2 separate regions of the Homo sapiens genome follow, and region 1 is linked to region 2. The links are chromatin contacts, found by POLR2A ChIA-PET in ENCODE. All regions are on one chromosome and are shown on one strand. Each heading gives the region's core, a stretch centred on a gene start or an enhancer-like site at or near the end of the contact. The rest is flanking DNA. Distances are from core to core; before and after follow the strand shown.

What was found. ChIA-PET counts read pairs that join two places held with the same protein, here RNA polymerase II (POLR2A).
Region 1: POLR2A ChIA-PET joins it to region 2 with 13 read pairs in Caco-2. The contact joins the enhancer-like site here to the promoter of DNAJA2-DT in region 2. POLR2A ChIA-PET finds 5 or more read pairs at or near these places in 2 of 52 experiments (Caco-2 and OCI-LY7).

The regions. Positions count from the first base shown.
Region 1 is chr16:48,408,639-48,412,435 of GRCh38, reverse strand. No RefSeq gene overlaps it. Among named protein-coding and RNA genes, the nearest start is that of SIAH1, 25 kb to the right of the region's middle. Within about 2 kb of position 2,020, at least 9 of the 41 ENCODE cell types and tissues checked have a DNase peak (open chromatin) inside an H3K27ac peak, as active enhancers do.
Region 2 is chr16:46,971,946-46,975,890 of GRCh38, reverse strand. DNAJA2-DT (DNAJA2 divergent transcript) reads right to left here and starts at 2,119. Exons shown (of 2, transcript NR_186372.1): 1 at 1,766-2,119. It overlaps DNAJA2 (DnaJ heat shock protein family (Hsp40) member A2), which reads left to right and starts at 2,217. Exons shown (of 9, transcript NM_005880.4): 1 at 2,217-2,396; 2 at 3,936-3,945. The coding sequence starts at 2,319. RefSeq lists enhancers at 1,806-1,895, 1,956-2,025 and silencers at 2,456-2,505, 2,536-2,615, 2,766-2,815, 2,846-2,915, 3,266-3,345.

The sequences.
Region 1 (3,797 bases), core at 771-3,270, 1.4 Mb before region 2:
ATCGTGTCCTCACAAGGTGGGAAGAGGGCTGAAGGGAGCTCTCTGGAGTCTCTTTTATGACACTAATCTCATTCGTGGGGGGATCCACCCTCACGACCTAATTACCTCTCAAAGGCCCCACCTCCTATTACCATCATATTGGGAATTTTGGGGGGTGGATGCAAACATGCAGTCCATTGCACCATCATCACAAATGGCATCTACCTAGTGCCCAAGCAAGACACTTCAGTGTTTTTTTTTTTGTTTTTTTGGTTTTTTGATTTGTTTTTGAGACGGAGCCTTGCTCTGTCACCCAGGCTGAAGTGCAGTGGCATGATCTCAGCTCACTGCAACTTCTGCCTTCTGGGTTCAAGTAGTTCTCCTGCCTCAGCCTCCCAAAAAGGTGGGGTTACAGGCATGCGCCAACGTGCCCAGCTAATTTTTGTATTTTTAATAGAGATGGGGTTTCGCCATGTTGGCCAGGCTGGTCTCAAACTCCTGACCTCAAGCAATCCACCCAACTCGGCCTCCCAAAGTGCTAGGATTACAGGTGTAAGCCACTGCACCTGGCCCACTTAAGTATTTTAATTTTTCCTTTTTGCTCACCTCCTATATGCAATCCATAGCTAGTCCTATGGATTTTATCCCCACAATGTACCTCTAGGTTACCTTCTTCTGTCTACACCCAAGCTACAACCAAAGCCCAGATCATCCCTCACCTGGTCACTGCTACAGGCTGTCTGGTCTCCCTGACGCTGATGGTGCCCCTCTCCAACCCCTTGTGGATTTAGCATCCAGAATGCTCTTGCCCAGACACAAACCTGCTTGTCTGCTTACACTCTTGAATGGCTCCCCACCCATAAGATAAAACAGGAGCTCTGTAGCATGGTCTGCAGGACTGTCCCTGAACTCACCTCTTATTATTCCCCATATGCATCCACGGGCACTCTCCACAGGGATTCGTATCGGCACTGTCACGCTTCCACATCTGCATGTGCTTGTACTTCTGGGATCTGATTTTCATCTCCCTTTTTGTCCCCTCACCTCTCAGAATTTTTGTTGTTGTTGTTTTTACACAGAGTCTCACTCTGTTGCCCAGGCTGGAGTACAGTGGTGCAATCTTGGCTCACTGCAGCCTCTGCCTCCCGAGTTCAACCTCCCTGTAGCTGGGATTACAGGTGTGCACTACCATGCCCAGCTAATTTTTGTACTCTTAGTAAAGGTGGGGTTTCTTATAAATAATAATAAGAAGGCCGGGTGTGGTGGCGCATGCCTATAATCCAGCACTTTGGGAGGCTGAGGCTGGTGGGTCACTTGAAGTCAGGATTTCAAGACCAGCCTGGCTAACATGGTGAAACCCCATCTCTACTAAAAATACAAAAATTAGCCAGGTGTAGTGGTGCATGCCTGTAGTCCCAGCTACTTGGTAAGCTGAGGCATAAGAATCGGTTCAACCCAGGAGGCAGAGGTTGCAGTGAGCCAAGATCGTGCCACTGCACTCCAGCATGGGTGGCAGAGGGAGACTTCTGTCTCAAAAAAAAAAAAAAAAAAAAAGAAGAGTGTAGGGCTCGAAAACTAGTAATGCTAATTAACTAACTCTGAGAACATCACATCTACCACCCATCTTTCTCTAACCATCTAATTTTGTTAGCCATAAATACATTTTTGAGCTGCTTATTCCTGAATCCAACTCTTGCATAAATTGTTGTGAACAAATACATGCATTGCTCAGTTCTATTGAACCACATGTGAAGACGGTGGGGAAGGCTGGTGGTCCCAGACTGTTTTGGTGCTCTATTCGGGGGTAGATAATTTCCTGAACTGGGCCTAATTGCTTTGGCTGCCAAGTAACAATTTGTTTTTAGTGGAAAACTTGGCCGAGGCAAGGCTTGTGCAATTGTGCCCTCGCCCTTACCTAAGGAATTCTGTGCACAGAGGCTGTCCTGTAGCTTCTGAGGTAGTCATGTGTGTAGACACACACCTGTAATTAGTGTTCAGGAGGTGCAGAGGGAGGTCACAAAATCCTTGTGTGAGTGCCAAGGAAGGGGCAGGACTAGAGAAGGGAGGCTCCTGGCCTGCACTGGGAGCTCAAGGGCAGAGCCCACTTCCTGGATGTCACCCACGCTTGAGCTCTGAAAGACCCCAAGGAAGCCACCTCGCTGATGAGGAAGGGCGGATGAGAGGAACGCTGAGGGGGTAGAATGCATGTGGCTTCTGGCAGCCTCTCTCTGAGGATTGCTCAAGTGTGTATGCCATGAACCTTGGCCTGCTTCTGATTTGTTGCTGCATATTGGATAGTTAGTATGTGCAGCAGCCTGGGTGACTCATGAAAGTGACTGATAAGCCCTCTCTCTCTTTGCAGTAAGGGCAGATTCTAGCATTTGAGTCCACTTTGGGAAGGGTGGTGTGTGAGGTCAACGTAGAATATTCCAGGCTGGCCAGGCATGGTTGGCCCATGCCTATAATCCCAGCATTTAGGGAGGCCGAGGCGGTTGGATGGCTTGAGCTCAGAAGCGTGTCTGTAGTCCCAGCTACTTGGGAGGCTGAGGTGGGAGGATCGCTTGAGCCCGGGAGGAGAAGATTGCAGTGAGCTAAGATCAAGCCACTGTACTCCAGCCTGGGCAACAGAAGGAAATTCTGTCTAAAAAAAAAAAAAAAAAAAGATATTCCAGGTCGTCTTGAAGTTCTCTCTTGACAAAGTTCTCTTAAGTTCCATCTAACAAACAGTTTTGTCTATTTGTTTTTATTAAAAGGAGGAAGAAAACAAAGAGAAAAGAAAGCTCTTACTTTTCCCTCCTAGGATTATAAGAAACATTACCCAATTTTAAAGGACTTCAAATTCAAATGTTGAAAGTCAGATGTTAAATAAGGTTTGTAGGCTGGGCTTGGTGGCTCACGCCTATAATCTCAGCACTTTGGGAGACCAAGGTGGGCAGATCCCTGAGGTCAGGAGTTTGAGACCAGCCTGGCCAACATGGTGAAACTCTATCTCTACTAAAAATACAAAAATTAGCCAGACATGGTGGCACACACCTGAAGTCTCAGCTACTCAGGAGGCTGAGGCAGGAGAATCACTTGAACCCGGGAGGTGGAGGTTGCAGTGAGCCAAGATCACACCACTGCACTCCAGCCTGGGTGACAGAGTAAGACTCTGTCTCAAAAAAATAAAATAAAAAATAAATAAGGGTTTGTAGAGATATCCTATAAACATAGAAGTTTCTCCAGCTCTAACATTTTAAAATTCTATGAATCTCAGATTTGTGTCACTCCAATATGTCCAGTAAAGTAGAAGGAAATATGACTTTGAAATTCACTAAAATGAAAAGATGGAAGCTGTATCTTTGCTGAATCCATGTCCTGAAATAGCTTTATAGGACAGGTAAAGCATTTCTGTTCATCTCTCCAGTAAATACTCGCATCTTGCAGCTGCCTCTCCGCGACCAGGGAAAGGAGAGCAGGCTTCCCAAGGAGGAGTGAAGTGGAGTCATTTCACAGGCACCCAGCCTCCCCTCACCCTGTTCTCTTTCTTCCTCTACAGTTGCCTTTCCCTGCAGTGGGACTGGCAGCCATCCAACACTTCTGCATTCTTCCAGTTGTCTCCCTTGTGTGGCCTTCCTTAGCTGCTTAGCACCATGACTCCACAAACCCACAAACACACAGCAGCCATCAGTTTAGTCCACATTTCTTAGGCATTAAAGACCCAATCTGGGCCGGGCGTGGTGGCTCATGCCTGTAATCCCAGCACTTTGGAAGGCCGAGGTGAGCGGATCACCTTAGGCTAGGACTTCGAGACCAGCCTGGTCAATATGGTGAAACCC
Region 2 (3,945 bases), core at 870-3,369:
ACCCAGGCTGGAGTGCAGTGGTGTGATCTTGGCTCACTGCAACCCCCACCTCCTGGGCTCAAGGGATTCTCCCACCTCAGCCTCCCGAGTAGCTGGGACTACAGGCGTGCGCAACCACCCCCAGCTAATTTTTGTGTTTTTAATAGAGACGGGGTCTTGCCATGTTGACCAGGCTGGTCTCGAACTCCTGACCTCAAGTGATCAGGACTTGAGGCAGGAGTGATCCCGCCTCAGCCTCCCAAAGTTCTGGGATTACAGGCCACTGCGCCCAGCCCTAAGTAATAGAAATGTATAACTCTTTTAAACCAATGATATAAAAAATAACAAGCCCCATCTTACACCTGAGGAAACCTCAGAAAAGTTAAGTAACTTGCTGAAGGTCACATTGTTCCTAAATGGCAGAGTCAGACTACCAACCTACACAGTCTAACCTCGCCATAACTTTACACCGTCTCTTACGAACATCTCAAAATGTGAAAAGTAGAGAATTGGATTTTACAGCCGTGCATGAGGATGACGTCAGCATTTACACGGCAATGGCGGTTGGCAGAGGCAGTGGCTCAGGCCTGCAATCCCAGCACTTTGGGAGGCCAAGGTGGGTGGATGATTTGAGATCAGGAGTTCGAGACCAGCCTGGTCAACATGGTGAAGCTCCACCTCTACTAAAAATACAAAAATTAGCCGGGCATGGTGGTGGGCGCCTGTAATCCCAGCTACTCGAGAGGCTGAGGTGGGAGAATCACTTGAAGCCGGGAGGTGGAGGTTGCAGCGAGCTGAGATGGCGCCACTGCACTCCAGCCTGAGCGACATAACGAGACGCTGTTTCAAGTAAAAAAAAAAAAAAAAAAAAAAAAACAAAAGAGTTCGAGATCCTACCACAAAAGGTACAAACGAAGGGTGGTGGGAACTCGAATGAGATAGCAGTGTTCACCAGTGCCCAGTAAAGGAAGACTTCACAGAGGGAGCAGGATTTCAGATGGGATTTGAGGAAAAGGGTTTAAGGACTATTAATGACTTATCACTGATTACTCTTAGGGTTTTCAAGCTAAATTTCAGAGTCCTTGTCATGGAATTCAGGCCCTCCACAACTAGGTCAAAGGGAACGCCAAGGAAGAAACATTATCCTGAGTGAGATGCTTATGCTGAAGTCTTTGCTATCAGTTCAGGTTCCAAGGGATCAGAAAACCTTACTTTTCTGTCTCCATAAACCGTAAATGGGTTGAAGGCAGGCACTTTTGTAACACTCCTCTCCCCGGACCAGGCCTCTGTACATCATAGCACTTGGTAGATGCACAGCATACTTTCTGAGCGAAACTAAAACGAATGTAAATCAAGTCACCTGGTGGCCAGACTTGCCTTACACCATCTAAACCTCTGGTGTTAGCTAATTTTAAAGCTATCAAGTAAGAGGCTTAAACACGTGGTCCAGATGCAACATGTGGACCTTGGTTTGGACCCGGATGCCACAAACCAATTGTAAAAGGACATGAGATCATCTGAAAAACCTAAATATGGACTGGGAATTAGATTAAGGAATTGTTAATTTCATTAGATGAGATTACATCGTTATGCCTTTAAAAGTTGTCTCTTAGATATTAAATATATACACTTAGGGTATTTATGAATGAAACGGTTTCCCTTAAAACACTAGAAATGTATGGTGGAGCCAATGAAACAGGTAAAAGGTAGCTAACTGCACTATGGGGAGTAATATACTGCTTCTGCTAAATGTTTCAGAATTCTCATAATATAAAACACAACATACACACACACGCGCCCCCCAGTTTTTTTCATCGTAAGCCCCGAGGGAGCCAGACCCAGAGGGTCCACCGACGTCCCGGATTCTAATAACGACATCTGCGCGCCAGGCGGGCCTCCTGCGGGAGCCGGGGCCCATTTTCTTTCGAAGCTAACGAAGCTGCTGCGCAGGCCTGTTAATTCCCTCAGCAGCCAGTGCGAGGTTAAACACGCGACCTCGCAACCATGGCTTTTGAGAGGAAGCTGAATTCCTGGGGTGCGCCGTGCACAGTTCTTCATTTCCTACGTTGGCCCTGCCCAGCCGCCTGGACCTGGAGGAAAACAGAGAACCTGGCCCACTCTTCAATACTTCGACCCCAGTGGCCGCGCCTCGGGCGCTCGGGGGCGGGCTCTGCACAGCGACGTCACGGCGCACCGTGCGCTGGGTCAAAGTTCAGCCCCGCCCCCGCTTCCCCCTCGCTGTCTCCCTCGGCCTGTGCCGCCGCCGACGCCGCTTGTGGGCCCGACTCCGCTCTGTCTGCTTCGCCACCTTCTCCCCGAGCACTGCCCGGCCGGCCGCCATGGCTAACGTGGCTGACACGAAGCTGTACGACATCCTGGGCGTCCCGCCCGGCGCCAGCGAGAACGAGCTGAAGAAGGTATCTGGGAGCGGGCCGGGCGGGTGTGAGGGGCGCGGGGCCTGCGCGGCCAGGGATGTCTTCTTCAGCCAGGCCGCGCTACTGGGCTGCCCGCGAGCCGGCGCCGGCCGTGACTGGCCCGGGCTGGGAGTCGGCGGCGGCGGCGGGACCGGCCTCGCCGCGAGCCGCGCACTCCGGCCTCGGCTGACCTTGGGGCCGCCGGCCCCGCCCGCCCGCAGATGCAGCAAATAAAACTCACTCCTGCGCAAACACGATGGGAGCCCTTCCTTCCTCCCTCCTTGAACGAGCGCCGGGGGCTGGTATCCCCCGGGAGGCAGCAGCTCGCCCGGTCCTTCGCGTCGAGGTCACCACCCCGGAAAAACAGGTTGGACCGAGGTGCTCAGCGCATCCCGGCCCCGAGAGAGAAGCTGTCCGCCCCGCGGCCGTCGGCCCCGGGTCTGGTGCTCCGCGGGGAGGAACGGCGGGGAGGTCGAGGCCGCCCCCACAGAGCGCCTCGGGCGGATGGGGTTGTTTCCTGGGTTCCGCGGCCGCCGGCTGCGGGAGCTCCTCCCTCTCTGCGTCCCTCGCCCATTGACCCGGAGGTAGCTGGGTCTGTGTTTGGATGCATTGTTCTTTGGGCAGGTAATGCTAATGTCCTGTACCTGCTTAGGAATAAGCCGTGGTCCCAGCCAAACGCCTGAGTGTACAGTAAACATAAATAGAAGGCCTTATTATTGCTATTTGCAATGCTGCGATATCTTTCATCTCAGGATTTCAAAGCACACGAGGCATTTAAGCCCCACAGCATCCTCACCAGGCTAAGAGCATCCAGATTTGTAAGCCGAGAAAAATGAGAATGCTCCTTAGGCAGTGAGAAGAGTACAGTGGACTTCCTGTTACCTTACCGGAAATGCTAGTCTGTATTATATAATTCACGAGCCTCCGTGAATGAAGATTTAAGTGCTTTAGGACCCAAACACCTCGTTGAGAGTGTGTGCAACTTCTCTACCACCGAAGTTGCCACCACGACCCCAGTTAACCACCACGTGCAAATAAAACACCAAAAGACGCTAACTAGGACCACCTTTACTTTTTCATGATGTTACAGTTAGAAGGAAGGCGTGAGCCATCGGGAGCAGGAATTGTGACTTTAGCTTGATTTATAGTAATGTTTTGCAGTCCGCAAAGCTTAACAGTCATTTATCTCGAATTTATTAGGGTCGTCTTGGTCTGGTTACTTGGCCATCAAAGACACTTGACAATAGGGAAAATATGGATAATGTTTGAACGTTTTGTTTTTCCCTGTGGCATTGCTTCATTGTTTTATCTGGTTTTCACGTCACTGTAACCTGTTTTCAAGTATAGCTGCTGTCTACTTGGTTATATTACATTAGTAAACAGTATCGCGAGAAAGTGCCGAAGAATCCCTACGAATAGAAAATATTTTTGAAAGGTTATAACTCTAGAACATTACTTCTCAGAAAAGTGGATATTAAGTTATTACAAAACTTTTAACTGGTGTTTAGTTATAACCTTTTTTGTTTTTATCCATTTTCAAAGGCATACAGAA